Linked DNA regions of Mus musculus: regions 2, 3, 4 and 5 are each linked to region 1. The links are chromatin loops, found by intact Hi-C in ENCODE. Cell type or tissue: heart. All regions are shown on one strand. Region 1 holds the start of Phc3 (polyhomeotic 3). Region 2 has its middle 11 kb from the start of Cldn11. Region 3 holds the start of Skil (SKI-like). Region 4 holds the start of Gpr160 (G protein-coupled receptor 160). Region 5 holds the start of Sec62 (SEC62 homolog (S. cerevisiae)).

What was found. Hi-C counts contacts between places; a loop is a spot of excess contacts. Peaks named below come from ENCODE experiments on the same cell type or tissue, not always from the same donor. Only the 100,000 strongest peaks of a DNase experiment are listed, where the experiment ranks them.
Region 2: it touches region 1 in a loop (3-fold over the local background); 10 of 42 quality-filtered maps call a loop at or near these places.
Region 3: it touches region 1 in a loop (2.7-fold over the local background); 3 of 42 quality-filtered maps call a loop at or near these places.
Region 4: a loop joins it to region 1, with 2.4 times the contacts of the local background. A loop is called at or near these places in 8 of 42 quality-filtered maps.
Region 5: a loop joins it to region 1, with 2.3 times the contacts of the local background. A loop is called at or near these places in 11 of 42 quality-filtered maps.

Annotation. Positions count from the first base shown.
Region 1 is chr3:30,966,715-30,971,714 of GRCm38, reverse strand. It overlaps Phc3 (polyhomeotic 3), which reads left to right and starts at 2,300. Exons shown (of 15, transcript NM_001165954.1): 1 at 2,300-2,341. The coding sequence starts at 2,328. In heart, no CTCF peak of the experiment used is centred here; DNase peaks (open chromatin) are centred at 2,294 and 2,974; H3K4me3 peaks cover 1,975 bases; H3K27ac peaks cover 2,325 bases.
Region 2 is chr3:31,136,672-31,141,671 of GRCm38, reverse strand. No RefSeq gene overlaps it. Among named protein-coding and RNA genes, the nearest start is that of Cldn11, 11 kb to the left of the region's middle. In heart, CTCF peaks have their summits at 2,439 (motif pointing right) and 3,014 (motif pointing right); no DNase peak of the experiment used is centred here.
Region 3 is chr3:31,092,597-31,097,596 of GRCm38, reverse strand. It overlaps Skil (SKI-like), which reads right to left and starts at 2,539. Exons shown (of 7, transcript NM_001039090.2): 1 at 2,440-2,539; 2 at 1-894. The coding sequence starts at 266. In heart, no CTCF peak of the experiment used is centred here; DNase peaks (open chromatin) are centred at 1,996, 2,876, 3,426, 3,756 and 1 weaker place; H3K4me3 peaks cover 3,804 bases; H3K27ac peaks cover 3,510 bases.
Region 4 is chr3:30,852,586-30,857,585 of GRCm38, reverse strand. It overlaps Gpr160 (G protein-coupled receptor 160), which reads right to left and starts at 1,636. Exons shown (of 4, transcript NM_001134385.2): 1 at 1,341-1,636. It overlaps Gm42199 (a long non-coding RNA gene), which reads left to right and starts at 1,777. Exons shown (of 3, transcript XR_880730.3): 1 at 1,777-1,967; 2 at 3,108-3,452. In heart, a CTCF peak has its summit at 1,895 (motif pointing left); a DNase peak (open chromatin) is centred at 1,875; H3K4me3 peaks cover 1,306 bases; H3K27ac peaks cover 917 bases; H3K27me3 peaks cover 2,661 bases.
Region 5 is chr3:30,791,095-30,796,094 of GRCm38, reverse strand. Sec62 (SEC62 homolog (S. cerevisiae)) reads right to left here and starts at 3,219. Exons shown (of 8, transcript NM_027016.2): 1 at 2,712-3,219. The coding sequence starts at 2,747. In heart, no CTCF peak of the experiment used is centred here; a DNase peak (open chromatin) is centred at 2,804; H3K4me3 peaks cover 2,282 bases; H3K27ac peaks cover 1,762 bases.

The DNA.
Region 1 (5,000 bases):
TGCAACCTCAGCAGCAGTTGAAGGCTCAGGTCTGAAGGGGTCACGAGGAAAGTAGAGGCTTGGCACCAAGAAGAGAGCCTCAGATAGGCTGTTGGTTGAAAGTGCAGCCCAGTTGTGGTAGAAGACACCAGCATTTTGGAGATGCCAGTACCATGAGATGATTAGCAAGAACAACAGCAACCACGGAGTCAGCTGGATACCGGAAGACAGGTTGTGTTGCTGCTGAAGGTGGAGTCAGAGACTTGATCCAAGCTCTTAGGAGGAGCACAGGAGATTGTGAGTGAGTCTGAGACATCAAATACTGTGCTATTTATACAGTTGGAGTTTGGTTTGGGTTTGATTTGATTGTGCTCTGGGTCTTCCTTCTTGAAGTAAGGAGGTTTTAAACGTATTTCTGATTTTATAGGCACCCACAGTTGAGAGACATTAGGTTTTTAAAAGACTTTGGATTTTAAAAGAGACTGGATATTTTACAGAGCCTGGATTTGTAAGTGTTTGAATTTTTAAAGCCTATGGGACTTTCTAAGTTTGTAAAATGTTTTATATTGTGATGTCTTTATGTGTGATCTCAGGGATGGGAAAGAAAGGAAAATTTGTGGCTTAACAGTGATGTGTCTCTGTGTCAAACTGCTAAGGGGTCAGTTGTACTGTCTAATTTTATGCCAACTTGACACAAGGCTAAAGTCATTGGCGAGGAGGGAGCCCCAACTGAGAAACTATCTTAATAATATCAGTGTGTAGGCAAGCCTGTAGGGCATTTTCTTAGTGATCAATGTGGGCAGGCCCCACCTATTGTGGCTGGTGATCCTGGTTCTATAAGAAAGTAGACTGAACAAGCCAGTAAGCAGCAGCCCTCCATGACCTCTGCATCAGCTCCTGCCCTGCTTCAGTTTCTGTTCTGACTTCCTTTGGTGATGAACGGTGATATAGAAGTGTAAGCCAAATAAACTCGTTCTCCCATGACCTGCTTTGGGGATGGTGTTTCATCACAGCAATGGAACCCTGAGACACTGAGATTAGTGCACTTCATCTCAGGAAATAGGAGACACTGTTTACGATCACTATGCTTCTTTCTCAGTCAAGAGCAACAGAGATTTGCTTATTTCTTGGATCTATGAAGCAAAGTCACACTGTGTATGTATGTCTACAAAATCCACTTTTCAGACTATTTTGGATACATATTTTTAATGTTTTATAGTTGTAGTTAATTTTTCTTCTTTCTTTCTTTCTTTCTTTCTTTTTTTTAAACACAGTCTTACATATCCCAGGCTAGCCTTAAAATTTCTGTTAGACCCGAGGTGGGGAAAAACATTTCCACAACTGTCTGATTAAGCAAGCTATACTTAGACTGGCTAAAGGCTGCCTCATCCAAGTTCAGGTTTCAGAAAGCAGCCCCTCACTGGCTTTTGAGGTCTCTGTTGTGGGGCAAGGATTAGGGTTGATAGATTACAGCTGTTGAGAGCGTTGGCTGTTAGCACCAGGACAGAAGAATGGGGGGACTCAGGGCTCAAGGCCGGCTGTGAGGTATACAAGGGTAAGACACTATATGGAAGGGGAGTCATCAGAGATGTTCAGGAGTTTAGCAAGGCAAAGGAGTATACATCATGGGGTTACAAATTCAGCAGAGGTTAAAAAGCATGGTTTTCAGGATATCTTAGGTTCAGGAAACAGAAGCTTACCCTTGCAAGGTATGGGGACACCATCCCCAAAGCAGGACATGAGGGAAAGGGTTTATTTGGCTTACACTTCTATAGCACCGTTCATCACCAAAGGAAATCAGAACAGGAACTCAAGTAGGGCAGGAACCTGGAAACAGGAGCTGATGCAGAGGCTGATGCAGAGGCTGTGGAGGGCTGCTGCTTGTTCAGTCTGCTTTCTTATAGAACCAGGATCATGGGGTTTCTGTTTTACATTATATAGTCTAGGATGACTTTGAATTTTTATTCAAAACAACACTTTCTAAGGGCCTAGCCATGTCTGGTTTATGTGGGGCTGGGTATTGAACCTAAGACTTGATGCACGTTTCTGAAAGTATTCTAGCAACTTCTACATTTCCAGCGCTAAGCAGAACTTTTTCTATATTCGTCGCAGACCCCGGGCTAAGACAAAGATTCTGAGCCATAGAAATAGAGGGTGTCTGGGAAGGACCACTTAGGGAAACACAGGCCACCTCACAGAGAGAGTTGAGGTGGGAGGGAGCCTGGCAGTCGCTGGCCTCACGTGACCTCTGCGCCCCCCGCCCCCCAGATCCCGCCCCTCGGCTCTTGGCTCTTGCAGGGGGAAAAGGAGGCGCATGCGCACTTCGTGTTAGTGATGGAGGAGAGAAGATGGCGGAAGCGGAGTGAGTGACTTGCTGGTGACTGATGTCGTAACCGGGGGGCGAGTGAGGGCTGCGACACGTTCCCCCGAGGCAGCTCTTGGGGCTCCGAGGCTGGCGGTGCAGGGCGGAGGCGAGGCGGGAGCCACGGCGTGGTGGAGAAGCCCGACTGTGGGAGGAGGATGGCAGGTCCAGCCAGCCTCCCCTCGGGAGTGCGTGCTGCGCCGTGCGGTCCCGGGGCTGTGTGGTCCTAAGCGCACAGCTACCCGGGGGACCCTAGTCTCCGGGCTCTCCCGGGACGCGAGCCCTGCGGCGCTCGGCCGGGGCTGTCATTCCAGCCGCGGTCCCCGCCGAGGTGTGTCCGGCTGGGCAGGCGCCGCCGGGCCTCCGCGCTGGCTCCTGCGGGCCCGTAGCCGTCTGTCTGTCCGTCCGTCCGTCCGTCCGTGCGGCGGGGGCGCGGGGAGGCGCAGGGAGGCGTCCGGACAGCGGCTGCGGCCCACGGCCGAGGCTCCCCACCTCCCCGGCCTTTCCTTGCAGTCCCCCTCCGGGCTCGGGCTGCGGCGGCGAGCCTCCCTCCCTGGAGGGCCGCATTCTTGGGTAGCGCTGTGATGCTATGCTCAGTTGGCGACTTGAAACTTCAGGTTCCCGGGTAGGCCTCTGGAGTGCCAGAGCTGAACGCGGCAAGTATTTCCGTGCCAAGCCCGTGCGCTCCCCGAAAGTGTTCTTTTGTACCAGGCCTCGAAATGTAAAGCGATGGTTTGCCCAGTTGCACACATCCAATGTTTAGAATTACTGTCTAGGTTCCCTGACCATTTTTGGTTCGTCAGAACTCACTGTCTTCTTCGCCCGCCTTTGGGCTTTGAGAGCACAGCTGAGCAGAATAAGACTTTGAAAGGCCAGGGTTTACGGTGGTGGCTTGGATGCCATTGGTCCCGGTGCCAAAGTGTTTTGACACGCAGTAGTTTCAAGATTTTACCTTACTGCTGATTGAGTGTAGTATTGAGCAGGTGCCATATGATACTGTGGTTTGCTGATTGGAAGGAAATGAACAGCAGAACGTCTAAAAATGTGATTCAGCTCCCACTAAAAGAAGTTAGCAGCCCCATCTGTTTTTCCTTTCACCTTACTTTCTCCCTTGTATATTGGAGCTGTTAATACAGCCTATGGTGGCTGGAGACTCCTGAGTCTCATTGAGGCCAGCCTGAGCTACGTAGTGACACCCTATTTTGTTTTGATTTTTAAGAAAGAGAAGTAAATGTTCTTGTTACAGGCTTGTCGACGGTGGGAATGCCAGCCGGTTCAACTTTTATTTCTCAGGAGAAAAAGACAGACAAGGAAGGAGGAATCCAGTGGATTCTCATGGGGCCTTCTGAGCCTGGGGTGACAGCTACTGTGGTTTTAGTTTGTAACAGCATGGAAGCCCTTAGAGGCTTGGCTTTATTAAAGTATAGATTTCTCAGTGGGTAAAAATTTGTACTACAACATAAATGACATAAGATCATAATACTGGAGGGAAAAGATTAGAAAGTTTGGTACAAACGTGTACTTTACTGGTTGTGCATTGGAAGCTGAATAAATTATATTCCACACCCCCAAATTTTAGAGCAATTTTCTGTGGGGGGGGGATTTTTGTAAAGATGTAAGAAGTTGCTTATATTTGCTACTTTATTTCTTTATTTCTTATTTATTACTTAAGTGGGCTAATCCGGTATCAAGCTAAACTTCTGACACTAGAGTTAGTAAGGACAATGGTGTCGTCTAAGAAAAGCTACTGAGAATTGAAAAAAATGAACTTAAAATTTCTTACGTATAGGTAGCTGCGTATATGTGTGTACATTATTGCCATGTATGTGCCCAGTCCCTTGGAAGCCAGAAGAGGGCATCTGATCCCCTGGAACTGGGTTTTGGAGGGTTGTGTGGGTGCTGGGCATCAAACCCAGGTCCTTTGGAATAACAGTGCTCTTAACCATTTGAGCCATCTCTTCAGTCCCACTAACATGTCCTTAGGATCTTATTTTTAATTTTATCTATTTTTTTTGAAACAAGGGTGTTGTGTAGCCCAGGCTGGCCTATCACTTAGTATGATGTAGCCAAGGGTGACCTTCTTCAAGTGCTGGGATTGCATGTATATGTGCCACCGTGCCAGGTGTACTAAGACACTTTAAATAACTGCACGGCAGCTACAGTTAAACCAGGAAGGAAGCTACTCCTTAGGAATCTTCTCAGAATGACTCTGAGGGGCGGAGAGATGGCTCAGTAGTTAGGTGCCTTTGTTCCTGCAGAGGACCTGGATTCAATTCCCTGCACGCACATGGTAGGTCAGAACTGTCCATAATTGCTTATGTGCAGGGCACACAGGTACATACACACATCCGCTCTTCCCCCATATACCCAAGAACACAGTAAGGACTCTGATAGTGCTCAAGCCCCACCCTCTTAATATTCTCTCACTACTTTATCTTTTGGTTTCAAATTTGTCTTTTTTTATTGAAAATTCTTTTTTTCATACAACATATTTTGGTTGTGTTTTTTCTTTCCCCACCCATAATCTCTCCTAGCTTCTCCCCACTTTCCTACCTACCCAACTTTAAGTTCCCTTTCTCTCTTTTTTAAACAAATAAACATAAAAACAAAAACAAAACTCCAGAAAGACCTCAGTGGTGGTGATGGTGGTCCATACTTT
Region 2 (5,000 bases), 170 kb before region 1:
AGCTTCAGTGAAACCATTTCTTCAAACGCCTTCATTGTCATTTTTTTTAGGTTTTATCATGCACGAGCACAATGCATTTTTATCATACTTACCGCTCCTTCTGTCAATTCCTCCCATGTTCCCCCAATAGCTTCCTCCCAGATTCATGCCATCTTCTATACACGCCTGTATTCTCGTAAGTATAGGGCTAACTACTTGGGCATGGACCATTGACCAGGGGATTTGTCCCTAGAGAAACTGATAACAATAAAGTATGTGAGTCCTGGGTAGAAAAATGAGAAAACAATCCAAAAAGTCCCACCGTTAGGTCCCATAGCTAAAGGCAGTAAGAACAAGGATTGTCCTTAGCTCCACAGAACACTGGTACAATGGCCAGTTGGTCAAGTTTTAAACCTTTTACTGAAAACATATGTGTTATAGCGTGACCAAAGCATCACATGCTCCGGGGAGTTCACTCCGTGCGTGATTTAGAAAGAATACACTCTGAGAGCTGGCCCCAGCGTGAGAGCACTTACGGCTCTTGCAGGGCACCTGAGTTCTGTTCCCAGCATCATTATCAGGGAACTCACAACCTCCTGTAACCCAGCTCTGGGGAAGTTTAATGCTCCTGCCCACGTGTGCACACATCCATGGGCACACATAACTTAAAACAAAAACAAGTCTTTGGAAACAAGAAATTCTGTTATTAATACTACATAGCTGTTCTGTTTTTAAAGAATAGGAAGAGGGGCTTTTGATGGCTTTTTCTGTATCTTCTTTGCTTTGCTTTTTTCCAGGATTGAGTCTCCTTATGTAAGCCAGGCTGGCTTCTAACTGGCAATCCTCCTTTCTCAGACTCTCTATACTAGGACTCCAGGCATGGCCCATCATGTCTGTAACTTCTTCCTTCTGTTTCTTACGCAAACCATTATTCTACTTTAATAGGTTATCTTGAGTGCTTGGGCACCAAGAACCAAGGAGACATTACTGCAGGGTTATTAGAAACCTGTCATGAACACCACCTCCAAAACAAGACAATTAAGAAGTAGATGAGGGCTGGAGAGATGGCTCAGTGGTTAAGAGCACCGTCTGCTTTTCCAAAGGTCCTGAGTTCAAATCCCAGCAACCACATGGTGGTTCACAACCATCCGTGATGAGATCTGGTGCCCTCTTCTGGGGTGTCTGAAGACAGCTACAGTGTACTTACATATGATAAATAAATAAATCTTTTTTTAAAAAGGAGATGAATTAAAAAGAAGAAGTGGATACTAGGCCTGCAAGATGGTACAGCAGGTAAGGACACACACTGCCAAACCTGATGACCCGAGTTTGATCATGGGGCCCATAAAATAGAAGGAGAGAACCAACCCAAGAGAGCTGTTCCCTCATCACAACACATGGGGGTGTGCATGTATGTGCATGTGTGTCTGTGTGTGTATGTATGTGCATGTGTCTGCGTGAGTGTGTATGTATGTGCATGTGTGTTTGTGTGTTTGTGTTAGTGTATATGTATGTGTGTTAGTGTGTATGTATGTGTTAGTGTGTCTGTGTGCATGTTAGTGTGTATGTATGTGCATGTGTCTGTGTGTGTATGTGTGAGTGTGTATATATGTATATGTGTATCTGTGTGCATGTTAGTGTGTATGTATGTGCATGTGTCTGTGTGTGTATGTGTTAGTGTGTATGTATGTATATGTGTATCTGTGTGTATGTTAGTGTGTATGTATGTGCATGTGTGTCTGTGTGTATGTATGTGCATGTGTATCTGTGTGTGTTAGTATGTGTGTATGTATGTGCATGTGTGTTGTGTGTATGTTAGTGTGTATGTATGTGCATGTGTGTGTGTGTATGTGCATGTGTGTCTGTGTGTGTTAGTGTGTATGTATGTGCATGTGTGTCTGTGTGTGTCTGCATATGTGTGTATGTATGTGTATCTCTGTGTGTATGTGTGTGTGTGCGAACATGAAGTAGATAATATGTAAAACCATAGTGGGTGATCAATAAGTACTAGTTCAACAAAAGGTTAGTTGGTTGGTTCTAAATTTGTTACTAAAAATGGGCACTGTTTTTTTCCTTGTTCCCCACTTCCCTTTTCGCTACAGCCCCAAAATTGGGCACTTTTTTATGTGACACAACAGAAATTTAAAATATTTCATTACCCACTACAAAATCAGAGTTTGAAATGAAAGCACCTTATTGCTCCAACTACAAGAAAGGGTCTTCACTTTGATTTTTGGACACAGGATTTCTTTGTGTAGCCTTGACTGTCCCGGAACTCGATCCAGGCTAGCCACAAAATCAGAGATCCACCTCCCTCTGCTTTGCAAGTGCTTAAGTTAAAGGCATGCACCACCAAGCCTGGCTGAGAAAAAGACCTTTAAACAGCCAAGATAGCTCTCTGTGAAGATTTTACACGCCAAGCTTAATTCCACAGAAGAAAAATCCTTGCAAAACTTAAGTTGGCCACTAGAGGGCGCTCATAGACTCCCATTGCTACTAGTTAAAAACGACTTTAAAATAACTTAGGCAGCCAGGACAGCCAGGGCTACACAGAGAAACCCTGTCTCGAAAAAAAATAAAATAAAATAACTTAGGCAAAGAAGTGTTAACAAAATATTACCAGCTTCCCTGGCAAACTCTTCTCCAGAGTAGTTGGACAAGCTAGAGCCAAAAGATTTAAAATACACATATTTTTTGACCCAACTTCTGTAACATTATCTAAGAAATTTGTAAAAAAAAAAAAAAAAAAAAAAAAATCAGTTAATGGGTTTTGTGATTTACATCTCAATAAAGGGTCAATTAAGAACTAGATATGTTGAGAGGAGGGCATAGGGAGTTCTCGGAGGGGAAACCAGGAAAGGGGATAACATTTGAAATGTAAATAAAGAATATATCCAATAAAAAAACACTAGATATGTTGTAAAATATCCTCTTATTTTTATTTTAAGTGTATTTGTGTACGTCTTATGTTCATGTATGCACAGATGTGTGCAGGTGCCCAAGGAGGCCAGAAGAGGGCACCAGAGTTCCGGAACTAGAGCTACAGGAACTTGTAGCCTCCTGACCTGAATGCAAGGAACTGAACCCTGCTGCCTGAAACAGCAGCAGCCGCTCTTCCCCACTGAGCTATCTCAGCCCACACTATCATATTCAAAGTGCACACTACTAAAAATAATTTCAATACATCTGTACAATCGGGGACTTTTTAAAATCCATCGACACATATTCGGAGAATACATACTACAATTTAACAAATAGTTCCTTTGAGCAGTGAGATTAGGGTGTTTTGTTCTCTTGCTGCTACTGCCATTGTTGCTGCTGCTGCTGGGTTTTGTTGTTGTTGTCGTTGTTTGTTTGTTTGTTTTGTTTCGTTTCATTGGTTTTTCCAAACGGGGTTTCTCCGGGTAGCCCTGCCGGTCCAGTAACTCACTCTGTCAAATAGGCTGACCTTGAACTCAGAGACCTGCCTGCCTCTTTCTCCTTGGGAAGCAGACCGTTGGGATTAAAGGCATGCACCACCACTGCCAGGTTCTTTTGGGCTTCTTAGACATTTGCTAATAAGAAACATAAGGTGTCTTGATAAATAGGAAATTCTCTTAATATTTAAGTGTGAGATACTTTAATCATTTGTAAATGTCTGTGGACTGATGAGATGGCTCCATGGGCAAAGATACTCATCACCGTGCCTCATTCCTGGATGCATAATGGTAAAAGGAGAGAATTGATTCTCATAGAGTATCCCTTGGCTTCCACACACATGTTATCACACACACCATATACACATACACACTACACACACACTATCTGTACACACATATATACACACACATGGACTATACATACACACACATACATATCACTTACACACACCATATACACATACACACTATATATACACACACATAGACTACATACACACATGTACACACACACCATATACACATCACACACACATTCATACACACAATGTTCAATGTTTGTTAGCATGTAAGTCTAGGAGAGACTCATACCCTCAGATGTCATGCAGCCATCATTCCCCTCCCCAGCTAGGGATGGACCCTAGATGGTTAGACATAGAAGCAAGTTGTCTGCTGCTGGGCTATCTTCCCAGCCCAACAGTCACCCCTACTGCGTTACAGTCTTCCTCCATAATAGGGTAGACATGGTTCAAAACTGGAGGATGGGGCTGGAGACACGGCTCAGCAGTGAAGAACACTTGCTGCCCTTGCTGAGTTCAGATCCCAGCACCCAAGTCCAGCAGCTCACACCTGCCTATAACCCCAGCTACAGGAATCCCACACCATAGACACTGAAATGGAGTACACATACTCACACACAGAAACACGCAACTAAAAGTAAAATAGGACTTAAAAAAAAATACTGGGCTGGTGAGATGGCTCAGTGGGTAAGAGCACCCAACTGCTCTTCCAAAGGACCGGAGTTCAAATCCCAGCAACCACATGGTGGCTCACAACCATCTGTAATGGGATCTGACTCCCTCTTCTGGAGTGTCTGAAGACAGCTACAGTGTACTTACATATAATAAACAAACAAACAAACAAACAAACAAACTAAGGATATGCAGAACATAGTGGCACATACGTTTAATCCCAGAGCTCTGAAGACAGGGTGAATTTGAGACCAGCCAAAGCTATACAATAAGATCTTGTCTCAAAACAAAACAACAACGGTAAAAACAAAAACAAAAAACCTAAGGAAACAAGATTCCCAGAAGGCCTTCATGACACAACATTGCAAACAATTCAGTTGTGCAGACCCCTCTCCCAGCCAACACCCATCAGACCTCTTGGGTCACTCTGTACCAAGGCTGTCACCCAGCAGACCTCTTGGGTCACTCCACACCAAGGCTGTCATCCAGCTAAACTGTTGGGCCACTCCTCACCAAGGTTGCTGCCCAGCTGACCTCTTGGGTGTCACCCAGCCGACCTCTTGGGTCACACCTCACCAAGGCTGCCACCCAGCCGACCTCTTGGGTCACTCCTCACCAAGGCTGCCACCCA
Region 3 (5,000 bases), 130 kb before region 1:
TGTGCCAGCGTGTGTTTCAGACTGGGGTTTAAATTTAAAGTTTCAGGTAGAGAAACACGGTTTCGCTTGGCGTGCTCGCCATCCGGCTCCACGGATGCATCTCCATAGTCATCTAAGTGCTCCTTCTTCACCTTGGTCAGGGTTTTCCCATTGGCATGAATGTCGGTCATCATTTTTTTCACAGGAGGACTGCCATCATCCTCCATGCCGTTCAGCTTTTTATTTGAACCCTGAACTAAGGAGAACTTAGACTGGAGGTTTTCCATGGCCACACTGGTGCTTTAAACGATTAAGTCTGCAACTGGCATGTTGTTCTCAGTTCCTAATCTGAAGAGAAAAGGGGAATGTATACAAATACTTATGACTCACTTAGAAATGTTTACTTTCCAAAGATGAATTTTCTTACTCAATAGATTGTACAACTCTGTTTTGGTTTAGCTGTACTTTAAGATATAATTGAAAATGCTACAAAACTTCTCAGTTTTGTTTGCTTCTAATAACAAATAAGAATATAATCGTAAGCACACTTCTGAGAAAATCACTTCAGGTATTTATATTAAAATAAAGCTCAATTCAAGAAGTCCAAAGTTCGGTGTAATGGTTGAGTTTGGTTGGTTTTGTTTTTTAAGCAAAGCATGTGGGAAGTTTATACCATGACTGTATCCTGAAACTACACCCAAACATGAGTTACAATGACGCAATGGGTTTAATTTTTGCCAAGAACACCAAAAAAGAAGAGGCAGGTATCGTCCCTGAAAATGGTGATCTGCTGCTCAGTACTGATAAACTGAAGACTCCACCTGAACTTTTATAATTAAAAATATACATATACTAAATGAAAAAGCTGTCCAGTTTTATCTTCAGGGATTACAGCTCATTCTTCTTTTAATTGATCTGGAAGAGAAAGGGGTGGGGAGTTACATTTGAATTAGCTCCAGAGGCCAAAGGGTCTGTTTAAAACCAGTTTCTTAATCTTCAACTCAGTTCATTTTACCAAAGGTAACACTTGGGTGGTTTCTTCCAACCTAACACCAGTTATCTAAAAGAAACTTCATCTAAATAGGAAGCAGTCCAGACGGTGGGTAACAGAAGCATTAAATAATGCCTCTCCAAACAAGGACGAGTACACAAATTTAGAATACGAATAACCAAACCTCAGTACCAGAGGCTTTCTCAACTATGCATGCCATTTAAATTTTAAAAAACAATCCTTTCTCGTTAGAAAAAAAAAAAAAAAAAACCTGTAGTTTCTGGTCTCCCCACCCCCCAAGATACATGTTAATATACCTACCATATGCAACTAAACTTCAAGTACATTCATACATACTATCTTTTTGGAATGAAGAAGAAAAAAAAACTTTCCCTTTAAAAGGTTAGCGAATTTGCCTAATGGAAGCCAAAAGCTGTAAGACTCCACGCCTGGAAATCTCCATCCATGAGCAAGACTAATCCGGGACAAAAAGCACAAGGCAGACAGACCTCACAAAGAATGCAAATGGAGGCAGAGTGGCGAAAAAGAGTATTCATCCACTTCCCTCCCTGGAGAAAACCCAGTAAAAGCCGACAAATAAAAAGCTTTGCTTCTAAACTCCCAGCAATTTATGTTAACACAAACCCAGAGAATTATGGACGAAAGCCACCTAGCCACCGTACTGTGACTTTCGCCACTACAGGGACACCTCAGCCAAGGCGAGCCAAGGAAAAGGGCAGAAGGCATGACCTAGACCAGGGGCGCCCCCACAGCCCTGCGCACACGCAGAGACACCCACTCATCATCAACCCAAAGGACAGGGAAGCAGGGGACTCCCGGCGTCTGGTGAGGTGAGAGGGGGCAGAGGAAGTAGGAGTCCTCCCAACCCCCACCTCTGTGACTGGGATCACCCTAAGTGCCCTCCCCACATCGCCCCACTGCGGGGGCCGCCGGTGGAAATACCCCACGCCCCCGGCCCGCGGGAAGTTCTCTAGGGTTACCTAGGCGCCCCAGGGCTGCGCCTCCCCCCACTTGACCCACCCTGAGCCGTGGCACCCACAGGGGCGCGGGCAGGTTAGGCGCCAAGCCCGGAAGCCCGCGTCGCCGGACGCTTAGAGCTGGGGCCAGCCCGGGGCATCCCCGCCGAGCGCAGACGGCCGGGGGATGGCGGCGATGACCAGGGTCCAGGTCTCCTGGGTCCCGGCGGCTCGGGTCAAGTGCACCGCCATCCCCTCCCAGCTGACCCGTCCCAGAATCCGCGAGGCCTGTACACCCGTGGGACCCCCGCCGCGCGCCCTGTGCCCGCGACCCCGCCCGGGACCCCCACGCATCCCGGACGCCCCACTCAGGCCCTCCGCGCCCGGGCAGACCCCCGGGCTCTGTGCCCTCCCCATCACCCCCGCCGCCGCCGCCTCAGCGCCCCCAGAGGCCGCACGCCCCTCGCGTCCCCTCGCGACCTGCGGCCGCACCTGTGCCCGCCGTCGCCGTCGCCGTCGCTCGCCAGCCGCCTTCGCTGTGCCGGCGCCGCTCCGAACCCCACACACATCGCTACACACAGCCTCTGACGTCACCCGGCCCGCGGCCCGCCCACGTCACTGCGGAGACACGGCTTCCCGCAGACGCCGCCGCCGTCTCCGGCCGCCCGGGGGACAGCGAGGGCGGCGGGCGGGGGAGGGGAGGGAACGAAGCCAGCGGCGCCGCGCGGCCCCGCGCCAGCCAGCCCCTCGGGCGCGCGCGCCGTCTGGCCTATTGTGGCTCCCGGCGGGCTGCACACTGCAGGCTGCGCGCGCGTCCCCAGCCCCGACCGGGGCGCGCGCCTGGCGCCTCGGCCGCGCACGCGCGTGCTCCCGCTCCCCCGCCCCCCTCGCGCGTACCCCGCGCTGCTGGCCCGGCGCGCCGTCTGGGCGGCTGGCGCACGGCGCTGTCTGCGGTGCCCGGCTCAGACAGGATGTTCCCTCGGCCCCACCCCCGCCGCCCTCCTTCCTTCCTCGAGTCGCTCAGCCGGCTGTCTGGGGCCGCCCTCGCCACGCCCGCCGCCGTGTGGCGACGGGCCAGACCTGGGGGCGCCCTGGCCGCCGGGCCGCCGCGCTGCGAGGCGGGGGGGGTGAGAAGGGGGAGAGGGGGCAGGGCGCGGCGGGCTGCACTGTGCGCGACCCCGGCAGCTGGCCGCGCCCGAGGTCAGGCTCGGCCAGCAGCCCCCCTCAACCCCCGCGGCCGCAGCTGGCCGCCCGGCCCCGCCCCGGAGGTGGCCTGCGGGTGGCTCCCCGCCGCGACCCCCGGGCTGAGCCCGCCGCGCAGACGCCCCCGCGCTGCCACCGCCCCCCCCCCCGCAGCGCCACCACCTGCCCCCGTGCTCCCCGCTCCCAGTGTTGCCACCCTCCCCCCGCCCAGTGCCGACGTCGCGGGGCCTCTCGCCCCCGTGGGGCCTCCCGCCGCGGCCGCCCTGCCAGCTGCCGGTGAGCAGCCCCGCCTGGCCGCTCTGGGGTGGCCTGACCCGGCCGCCATCGCCCCAGAGTCCGCGGTTTGCGCACCGCGGGGACAGATCTTGCTGCCCCAGCTGCTCTTAGCCTCCATAAGTGACCCATTCTGATTCACTAAGCACTTTGGTTGGTGTTTTCGGGTGTGTTTTTTTCTTTCTTTCTTTCTTTTTAATTTTTCCAGAGACGGTAAGAGGTGGAGGAAGATAACCACTTTCGGCTGCCACCTCGAACCGCCGGCGGGGGTGGGTGAGGGGACTTCCTAGCCAACGTATCCAGGATAGCTCGAATATTCAACTCTGTGAAGCTAGCCCGTCATATTTCGAAACACCAAGAAATCCCCTTTTCTCCACCCCACCGCAGGATCAGGAACTGAAATAGCGCAGCGAGTAGCACTGCGCAGACTTAGGGAACTCGAGCTTCGGCGACGGTGGCGCACCCCACCCCCACCCCACCTTTTTTTTTTCTTTTTTTTTTTTTTTTTCCTTTTCTCGCCGGGTTTATTTTACCGCTTCGGGGTTACTCATGTTTGGGTCTACATTTGCAGTTGTCCAATTGGGAATACTTTTGTGCTTGAGGATTTTTCGTCCTTTTTTTTTTAACCCCCACAATAGGTCTAACAAATGTCACCTCTCATCACCGCCTCCGCCCCAGCTCCTGTCGGCCCCCATCTCCGTGCTCCCAGGTCATGCCCCTCTCCCACCTCCTACTCGACGCTTCTTGACTGCCTGTGTGAACATGAATAATTCCGCAGCACTTCCCATCTGTTATTGCCATAGAGACAGAAGCTCAGCAAAGATAATGATGTTCTGTGCAGAGCCAGTGGGGGAAGAGCAGCATCTGCGAGTCTGGGGGAATAGATGGTCTAACCGCCAGAATGTTCATAAGCCCGACTGGAAAGCTGAGGCGCAACGCCAGGATAGTCCTGAGACTGAGCACCTGGCCTCCTTGCACCTGGCTCTGGATCTAACCAGAAAAAAACAAATTTAGAAACCAAGATAACTGAGGTGTGTGTGTCTTAAGCGAGTCTGAAACTGCAATTAATGCTAAGTATTTAGTAGTCATCTTTCCAGCCATAAAAGTAATTACTTGCTAGCATGGTCAAAGGCTTGAGAAACAAAATTAATTGGATAATAGTCTTTTTAGAAAAATCAAATACATTATCTTCCTGTTCTTTTGTCCTCTCGAGGAATCTGTTTTTGAGAAAAGGGTGGTTTTATGTATATCAATTGAGACACTAGTCACAGCCCTGTGGCTAGAGTCAATCAAAACCAAGCTTTGGGGACATTTTCACCATTGTTCTTCAATTACAAAATAAAATTCACTTTGCCCTTGAATTCCCTAGGTCTTGGCCTAAAGGTAAAGGTTGGATACAAGTAGAAATAAGCAGAGTCAATGTGCCTAGCTCTGCTGCGAATGGGTAGGCTTTTTCTGGACCACACTTTTAAAAGATTATTTTAGGGTTTTCAGAATTATCAATAAAATGTATAACATAAAATTAAGGCTTTGGATGTAGGTAGCCTGGTTGGTAAAGTGCTTGCCTGGCCTACATC
Region 4 (5,000 bases), 110 kb after region 1:
TTAGAAGGGATTTGAGCCATTGGAAAAAGTGCTAACACATTTGATACAAAACTGCCTGACTGGAGGCAACCTAACCCTGTTTGTTTGTTCTCTCTCTCTCTCTCTCTCTCTCTCTCTCTCTCTCTCTCTCTCTCTCTCTCTCTCTCTCTCTGTGTGTGTGTGTGTGTGTGTGTGTGTGTGTGTGTGTGTGAAAAAAGCTGAGCCAGCATCCACTCAATCTATTTAACATACACGTGTGCCGTGTGCCTTCTTGTGTGTGTTAGAGGGAGGCGGGGCAGAAACTGTGACCTTTCTGATCAGTCTGATGAGGCAGTATTCACATCCAATTTATGAAACATAATTATATATGATATAGAATCTGAAACTAGAATCACCTGTGGTGACTAACCTTCTGGGGGAAAAAAAAGGTAGTGTTGCAACTTTTAAAGGGAAATATCAAACAATTGCAAAACTAGACAGAGAAAGGACTTGCATTCCTAAAATCCCTCTTTGACTGTCAATCTCTCATAGCCCAGTGTGCTCCAGACCCCCAAAATGAAACAAATCCTCAGTTTACATTTTAACTTCAGTCAGTTATTCTAAAAGATCAGTTTTTTAAGTAATCTAATTATGGAGCCAGCCAAAATGGCACAGGGGCTAAGGACTCTTGCCAGAAGTCAGAATACCTGAGATGCAACTACTGACACACGAGGAGACTATTCCTGAAAGCTGTCCTCTTTTACGTGTGTGCACACAGGAAGACAGAACACAGACAGACACACAGAGAGAAATGTTTTAAAATGGTAAAATGTAATTATGATACCCTTTCAAAAACTAAAAATATTTCCTCAAAATCCAGAACATTCCAAAACCAGGGCACAGTCAAGTTCCACAAGTTTTGCTGTTAGGGCTCTCATTTTACTTGGCATTCTCATAGGAGGTAACCTGTTAACTTAAAAACTTGACTCACAAGGAAATGCTAGGTATAGGTCATGCCAATATGTGCTAGCATACATTCATAAATATAAAGCACCACTTTTCGCGTGTCCTCTGTCACTGTGGGCATGATCTACCTCTGGGATCTAAGGAACAACGCCCTAATCAGATCATTTGCACAAGTTGGAGACGAAGGGGAACAGGGACATGGTGGAGGGTTGCCACCGTTTGGCCACCACCGCAGAAGGAGAGAAGTTGCTTAAGCCTCGCTCCCCAGGGCGGGTCCCCGAGCCAGCCGCCCCGCTCCAGTACCAACCGCCCTTGCAGAGCAGCAGTGACCCGGTGCGCCCGGGCAGGGTTCAACCGCCCTGCAAGTGCCCGCAAGTGCCGGGAAGTCCGCGAGGAACGCCACACACCCACCTCACCTCTCTGCCTGCTGCAGAAGGCTGGGAGCCGCCCCGGGGGAACCGGGCGCCCGTGGGACACTGCCCTCGTCCGCCACAGACGTCGGCGGTGGCTTCCCGCTCCGCACCGCAGCGTCACCCCGAGTCCTAGGAAGGGAAGCCTCGTCGCGACGCGACCGGCCAGTGGCCTCCACGAGTCGTGCGCTCACCTCAGCTGGCACTCCTCAGTCCCTGGCGTAGCGTGAGTAGCCAAAAGCCACCAACCTCCGTAACTGCCTGAGCGGCAGGTCCGCGCGTCGCTCACCTCCGCTCGCCCCGCCCACCCACGCCCCGCCCGCCCCAGGTGAGTCCCCTCGAGGGGCGGGGCCACGCGAGGCTCACCTCCGCTCGCCCCGCCCCGCCTCCTGTCTTTGGTTACTGCGGGAGTAATCCGGATGCTCTTCTTTTCTTTCAGTAGTCAGGCCCAGACTGCTCAGGGTAAGGTGCGTGACTCCACACTGTGGTCTTCCATCTAGCTCATACTGGAAAAAACAGCTTGCATGCGGGCACTTCCGAGTTGACAGTGCGTAGGACGCCCCCTGCGGGTTGGGCGACAAGAGGCGACCGAGTTGACCGACTGAGTAGGCAGAAGATTGCAGGAGTTGCAGGGTGAGGGGAAACTCTTTCCTAGTGTGTCAGGCTTTGAGGATCTAATCCCAGTTTGAAATGCTCCTAACTGCCGTTGTGTCACCCACCACCTCTTGCTCTGTAGCTAGTTTCTCAAGTTTACCTTTCAGTCTGCAGACGAATATGCTCCCAAGACCACAAGACTTGAGCCACTAAGCAGTTACCTTAGTGCACTATAAATTCTGATTTTTCAAAATTAAAGTCTGCGATAACATATATTGCATTTCTTTCTTTGCCGGCCTGTATTAACTCAGCAAATATTTGTTGAGAGCCTATGGCCTGTTAGTTATTTAAACATTTAGCACATGGCAAGCTTGCTTGTTTCCCACTGCTCTCTAAGGGGATCCATGAGTGGAATTGTAGTCTAGGCCTTTCCACCTCCCGCTGGGGCTGAACTGACCTTGCCAGGAACTCAGAAATGGCCTGACAGGGCAGTAAAGGTACCCTGGCTGTTAAATATGGGCTGTAAGGGGAACTGGGGTGTGCCCATCTCCCAGCTCAGAGGAAACATCCTGGAAGAAAGGAGAAATGATGAAATCCAGTGAGGTTGTGAGGTGCTTCAGCCCAGAGCTCCCCAGGGGCAGAGATGGAAGATTGCCAGAAATGGCTGGGGGAATCCCTTTTGTGGAGAAGGAGGGAAGGAACAATAGTAGGTATGCAGTTAGTTCATGGGTCTAAAAAAAACAGCAGCCACCATCTCTGGAGTGTGAACATCAAACAGAGCCAGCCATACATCTCTCTAAACTAACTAACTGTACAACAACCTTGCCTGCTAGGCTTGACAGAGCAGGCAGTGCCATCCTTCGGTGGAGTGGTGCCTTGCTAGAAGAGGGCTGGAGCGGTAGCTCCTAGGAGCCAGCCTACACTCTCCCAGTGCCTTTCTCAATGGTCCAGGAGGCTGAGCCCACTCTCTTCTTCCATCCCCAAATGTATTATTAATAGCTGTCCCGAGACCTTTCCCATCTAGAGGTGTTGGGACGACTACATACCAGATTCCAGGAGGCTCCTGTCTGGAGAGCTGTTGGCGAGATTTTGGCAGACCCATTGCGTCTCAGTTTCTCCTCTTCTGTAATAATGGAACTGAAGGTGAGCCCAAGGCCTCTTCTGTCTCCCTTTTGACAGAATTCATTCAGAAAAGTGCTATGATGGCTAACCTGCCCTCCAACTTGATTGGTTTGGAGTCACCATGGAAACACACTTCTGGATGTATCTGGGAGGCCATTTCCTGAGAAGTTCATGTAGGTGAGAAACCCATCTTGAATGTCGGCAGCACCGTCCTTGCAGACCAGGGTCTTGGATCAAATGAAAGGGAGAAATGGAGCTGAGCTTCTGTCTCTCTGTTACCTGACAGCAGCTGGCCCCTCTCCCGTCACCTGCCTTGGCAGCCACTGTAGCCTGAAGAAGCCCTTCCTGCCTGAAGTTGCTTTTGTGAGGTTCTTTGTCACGGGAATAAAGACATGAACTGAGGTAGGAATCCAGAGCTTCTGGAAACCCACATCAGAGGTTTTCATCCCAATTCTCCTACCTCTAAATTGTCAGATGTCTACCAGAGACACATACTGTCTCAATAATTCCTCACTTTAACTTCTTGGAAAGTCCTATTCTTCTTCAGGGAGGTAATTTACCAAGCTAAAGTGTAGCAGATGCAGCTGCTGGGGAGATGCAGCAGGAAAGTCCTGGGAAGCCTGGCACTCTTGCTGAGGACCTCCTCCTCTCTCTCTAGTTTCCTTCTTGCTGGGAGCTGGGGGTGAAATAGGAATTGTAGACCAAGAGCAACACTTCACAGAAAAAAGGGACACCGGTTGTGGTGGTGCATGCCGGTAGGATTTGCTGAGGAAGGCAGAAAAAAAGGGACTTTGCCCGCCCTGATATGCTATGTTCAGGCTTCTCCTTACAGGGGAAAATAAAAATTCCTTCCTCGTTTAACTCACAGTCAGGATAGTTCCGTAGCAGCAGATACACTGTTCTTTCAGAAGACAAGGCTAAAAATTATTCTAGGCACCTTACCTAAAAGGGTGTCATCCCAGGGAGAGACGTTTTTCTCCCCAAGCATAAGAAATGATAGGTTCACCGGGCGGTGATGGCGCACGCCTTTAATCCCACCACTTGGGAGGCAGAGGCAGGTGGATTTCTGAGTTCGAGGCCAGCCTGGTCTACAAAGTGAGTCCCAGGACAGCCAGGGCTACACAGAGAAACCCTGTCTCGAAAAACCAAAAAAAAAAAAAAAAAAAAAGAAAGAAAAAGAAAAGAAAAAAGAAAAAAAGACCGGTTCAAGTTTCATCTTGGTAGGTTATATTGTTATATTAGCCAATGATCTTGCATATGTTGGGAAATTAGGCTTTGTAAATCAAAAGCTATCATAAAAAAGCCCGTGATACACAGTATGTGGCATATGAAAGTGATTTATCATTAACCATTGGTATCTAGTTTCCACCCTCTACCAAATGTTCCTCTAGCAGAATTCAGCATCACATATTTTCATAAACTGGGGCCAGGACTCATTCCAGGGTATGGTTGAGAGGAAGGTTTTATTGTAGGTATGAAGGAGAGAGCATCCAGAAGCATCCGGAAGAGCCCAGAGCAGAGAGAAAATTGTTCACCGAATATAGACATCGGACGAGGCCTTACGAGAAGGGGCTGGCAAGGAGGAGACAAAGAAAGGACCAAGAGAGGGGCAGAAGAGCTCAAGGATAGCTGAAATGGCAGGGTTATAAGGAGAAACGAGTAGTTGGGGTCAGGGCAAGTGCCTGTGATGGTAAAGTGCACGGTACAGGAGCAGGTAGGAAGAGCCAGGATGAAGAGCATCCACTCTGAAGTGCCTAACAGGTACTTGAGATCCTGAGGGAGTCTGGGACCAGCAAGTGCTTTGGTACGCTGATAGGCACCACAGATGGACATTTGTCCCTCTGCCAGTGGTAAGGAAAGTGGCTCCTTTGTTAGTGAGGAATAAGCCCCACAAGTTCTGAAGGGAATGCTGGCTTCTGTCTAATCACCCAAATGTGGGAGGGAGGACTC
Region 5 (5,000 bases), 180 kb after region 1:
AGATGTTTTTCAAATTTTAAACTCCCTGGTATCAGAATTCTCAATCAATGCTTCTAGTGGCTTGTTATTCTACAAAGTCACCATATTTCCTGTTCTTAAAGAAGACTTTTGAAAAAGGATTTCATGAGTTTCAGCTATAATCATTCTTGTTAGAGAATCTGTTATTAAAATTTACAACACAATGTCAATGAAAATGTAAGCTCACTTCAAAGTTTCAGTGACCCGATCTGAGTCCAAGAAAGAAATGGGATAATGGCCCCCTTGCTTCCAACTCTGTTAGGACACCAGATTCTAAAATTATTCTGTCCTGGAAAAAGCAAATGATTGGCTCCAAGACCAAAGCAGAACTCTCAACTTAATTGTCTGACTCAAACATACCTCCACTCCCCAAAAAGTCACTGTAATCCAACCAAATCTGACTGTAACAGAACATCGAGTAACAGGACACTCACCAGATAGTCTTTGAATAGACTTTTTTTTTTTTTTTTTACAAACTCTGAACTTTGTCATTACATTTGCTCTTTTTATCTCAAGTGATGCCAATATCAGAGATTTTAATTCTTGACAGGAATATAAGAACTGAGGAATTCCCTAGTGTTGTTGGAGGAAGCTGAAGAAATGTCTCAGTGGTTAAGAGTACGCACTGCTTTCCCAGAAGACCTCAGTTTGGATGCTAGCACCCTGTAACTCCAGCTCCAATAGAGCTGACATTTCATTCTGGCCTCAACTAACATCTGCACATAACCACACATGTACACAAAACCAAAAACAAACAAACAAAAAATTTGTTGGTCTATATAAGGTACTCCTGTATGATATTCCACAAAAATGCTATACTCCTATATAAACACATATTTAGATGGGGAAATTTTTTTAATTTCATAATACCAAGCTGACTTTTAATAACCAGCATCTCAAATAGAGTAAATAGCTATACTTCATAGAACTTACAGCCTAATGGTTAATTAACTGGATAGATACTTGTAATTTGTAAGCTTATTAAGGAGTACTTAACAAAAACCAATATAACTAACCTAATTTCATTATTCTGGTGAAGGAGGGCATTTTTAATAACTTTTAGTAAGTTATTAACTTAAACTTTTTATACCAACTCTACAACCCTAAAACCTTTTCTTTTTCAAAGGTAAATGATCCTTCTTACAAATGCAGAAGTTGAGAAAAACAAAACAAAACAAAACAAAACAAAACACCAAGCAAGCAAAAAACCTTGTTACCTAATTGGTGGAGCTAGAGAACAAACAGGCATAAGATAACTAACTTGTAGCTATGGTACTAAAGAGCACCATAAAGCATCTCTACCTGCTTTTCTGTCTAACATACACTCATAACTGAAATATGAGCAGCGATTTAAAAAGTACATTACATTACCTTTATGGCAATATTGAAAAGCAGATAAAACTGTAAAATAATGTGTAGTAAAGAGCAAAAAAGTACAAATTTGTCCTGCCAAGGGTAAACATAAGGAGAGCAGGAAGCACAAATTTAACAACTTCAATACAAATTCTAATAAAGTAAGTATCCATATTAAGCCATAATACTAAATTTCAAAAGCCTGGGAATAGCATAATTAGAAATTTCTATTGTCTTGACACTCTGGTTTTAAAAACCTATGTGAACTTGGAATCTGTCTCTAGTTCCCTTCTGTAACCTGTTCAAAATTATCTTGTCACACCTGCCAACTTCCACACTCACTGAACACTGGTATCTTTCCCACAGTATTTAAAATTGTTTTCAACTGTAACTTACATAGTTCAAAAGGCCTGTAGGCCAATAACTTGATAAGTCTTTAAAAAAATGGATATAAAAGGAAAACAGAAAAAGACATCCTACGTGGGGAACAGAAAGACAAGAATGAGTGTAACAACTTGTGACTGACATATTAACAACTTACTAGAGACCATCAACTTAGGCCTTTGGTTTCTGAGTGAGCTCTTGAGGCGCTCACATCCATGTTTAAGGTGCATCGAACAAAGGACACCCAACAGGGCGAAAACTGCGGGGAAGAGATGCTCAGGTGACATTCATAAGGGATGAGGGAGGCACAGTATGTAGGGCGTGAGGCTGACAAGCTGGCATGTGGAAGGTTTCTGGGTGCCACCAGCCCATTGCAGCACTGACCGGGCAGGGTTTGTTTACATCGTGTCGCCTGGAAGAAAGCCGGCAAGGTTCAAGCCCGGCTATTCGGTTAAAAGAGCCATTGGGAGGGGAATGGAGGGCACACGCCGCTTAACATCTGGAAGGAGCCCTGGGGCCGGGCGGCCCGGGGCCAGCTGACCGACCGACCGTCTGCAAGCACAAAGAACCGGCGGCGGTGCCGCAGGTCAGCCCTCCTTCCACCCCAGCTACCGTGGCCTTAATATCGGGACGCCAGGGAGACACGGAGGAGGGAGGGAGGCCGGCCGGCGCCTGGCGTCCGCGCTCCCCGCGCAGGCCCGAGCCCTCCGCCGCAGGAACGCGGGGCCGGACGCGGGATTCGAGCGCCGCGCCTCCCTCCCTCCTTCCTTCCCCGGACGCACCACAGAGCCCTCGGCCGAGCGGCCGCTAACACCGTCCCGCCTCGAGACCATCCCGGCGCCGCGACCCCGCGGAGACGGCCTCCGGGCGTCCGGCCGCTCGGGACGTCTCCCCCTGTCCCTCCTCGTCCCAGCGCGCCCGAGCCCGTCCCCGGTCCCACGGCCCCGCCGAGCTACCTGGATCCGCTTCTTGTGTCGCCTGCGTTCCGCCATGTTGGCCGCTCCGCCCGGTTCCTTCTGACGTGGAGCGAGTCGGGGAGGGGGCGGCTGAGATCTCGCGAGAGCGCGGCGGCTCGCGGCCCGTTATGTAACCCGCCGCGGGCTCTGGGCTGGGGGCGGCCTCCGTGGTCTTCCCGCCGTCCGTGCGGTGGCGGACGACGCGGGCTGCTTCTGCTTCTGGTCCCGGAGGCCGGCGCCACGTGAGTCAGAGCGCTGGAGGCTGGCAAGTCGCGTCGGCTCTCAGCCCTGACTGAACGCCCGAGTCACCTGGCTGGCGTGTAAACACAGATCCCCGGGCCCCGCCCCTCAGAGTCGCTGACGCCGCCGGGACCACCGGGGCGCACAGCGTCACCTGTGGCGCTTCCTGCCCCAGCGAGCCCCGTGGCACCCCACTTCAGTCCCGCCAAGTTCCCCTTAAAAGGTGGAAAACAACTTCAGAGTCTGACTCCATTAAACACAGCTCGTCCCCAAAGCCTTGGAATGTCCGCTCCTCACGTGACACCTCACAACCCATCCTTAGACTCCAGAAGGCTGGATGAGCCCAGGGAAGTTAAGGTGGAAAGGAGCAAGACTAGTTGGGATGCAGTAGACTGCAGGCCACTTCTATATGACTATTCTGACGACCTGCTATATGACTATTATTCCAGAACTTTCTAGACCAAAGACATGGGTAGTTAAGTGCTTAGGTACAAGTTCTGATGACATTGTGGCTGTAAGAAAGTTGAAAAAATGCAGAAAAGATAAAACCAATAAAGTTTAATTCTATCCCTTGAGTCAGTTAATCATTTTAAATTTCTTTTGTCCTTTATATCCACTTTGCGTGTACATGGGATGTGTGTGTATGTTGAATTTATAAGTCTTCTCTGTTCCCCCCCAAACATCATGGAACCTGGTAGCCTGTTTGTTGTTGTGGTTTTTTTTTTCAGTTTTGCATTGTAAACTTAATTTCAAAATCCTTAAAGTTTTCTATTTCATATATCTGACATAATAATATGTAGTTGAAGCAAAGCTCAGTACTTTGATGCCTGATCATTTATATACTAAGATAGCTGAAGGTTGGTGGTTTTTGTTTTTAACTATGCAATTCTACTCTCAAGAGATCTGTAATTTGGCTCTGCTGTCAGGAAGCAGGGGAGAACTAATAATTCTTACGTATTAACACAAAACTTGGAACATACAATATCTTGTTTTCTCTAGCCTTTCCTACCCAGATGATTGTCAGGACAAGCTAATAGCTAGCAGATGATCTCCCTGAGATTGTGTGCCTCAGATTAACATAATCCGTGACAGATTTGCTCCCATAGGCAAAGCCCAGGAGAAAATAATTTTAGGAAAGATTCCTACTATTAATATGCTTCTCCTGTTATTATTAAACATATATAACAATCACTAGGTATTAGCCTACCTCTTTGAGCAGATCTCTGCAGTTGCAGATCTACAGAGATGTACTGTCTTGTAGGGATGCTATATAGACAAATGGATGACTTAATTCTTAATGATGATCCTGTAAGGATTCCTAAAATTGTACCAGTATGTATTAAGCTGTCAAAACTGCAATGAGAACTCTGCCAGTCTCTGTCACCAGTTAATTGCCTCTACTACTCAGAGCACATTCCAAAAGGTTGTAAAACCATTAACCAAAAGTCATAAAAAGGGAACTACGATTATATTATAGGTGCTAGGACAGAAGATACAATGTTGACTGGGTTTATCTATACAAAACTTCACTAGTAACTTGGTTATGTTTTTTAACTCTCTGTGACCCTGTAGAGTTGTGACAGGGGATGAATGTTTAGCCAGGTAATTACTCCTAATGGATATACATGTAAACATTCTCTGCTGTAAACTTCTATTTCAATTTATGATTTGAATTTATGAGTAAACTTGTGACGAACTTTTTACCATGTGATCATGTGTTCTAAAAGATGTATAAGTGCTGCCGACAGAGAAAGAAACAGAACTAGGCTGAGGAGGACTTTTTAGTCAGATCTGAACAGAACCTTTTAGAAAACTAAACTGAGGACAATTTTTTTAGTCATGACATAAAAACTTTTTAGAGAGAACTGAGCTCAAGAACTTAGAAGTAAAGGCAGAGCATTGGGAGAAAAGGCTTTGAGAGTAAGAGCATTGCTGTGACATCAGAGCAGGAGGAGAGAGAAAATTAGAAGGAGAATGCAGAGTGGAATAACTTAGAAACTATAAGGTAACACAAAAAAACTAAGAGACCAATCTGCAGAATGTAGAGGG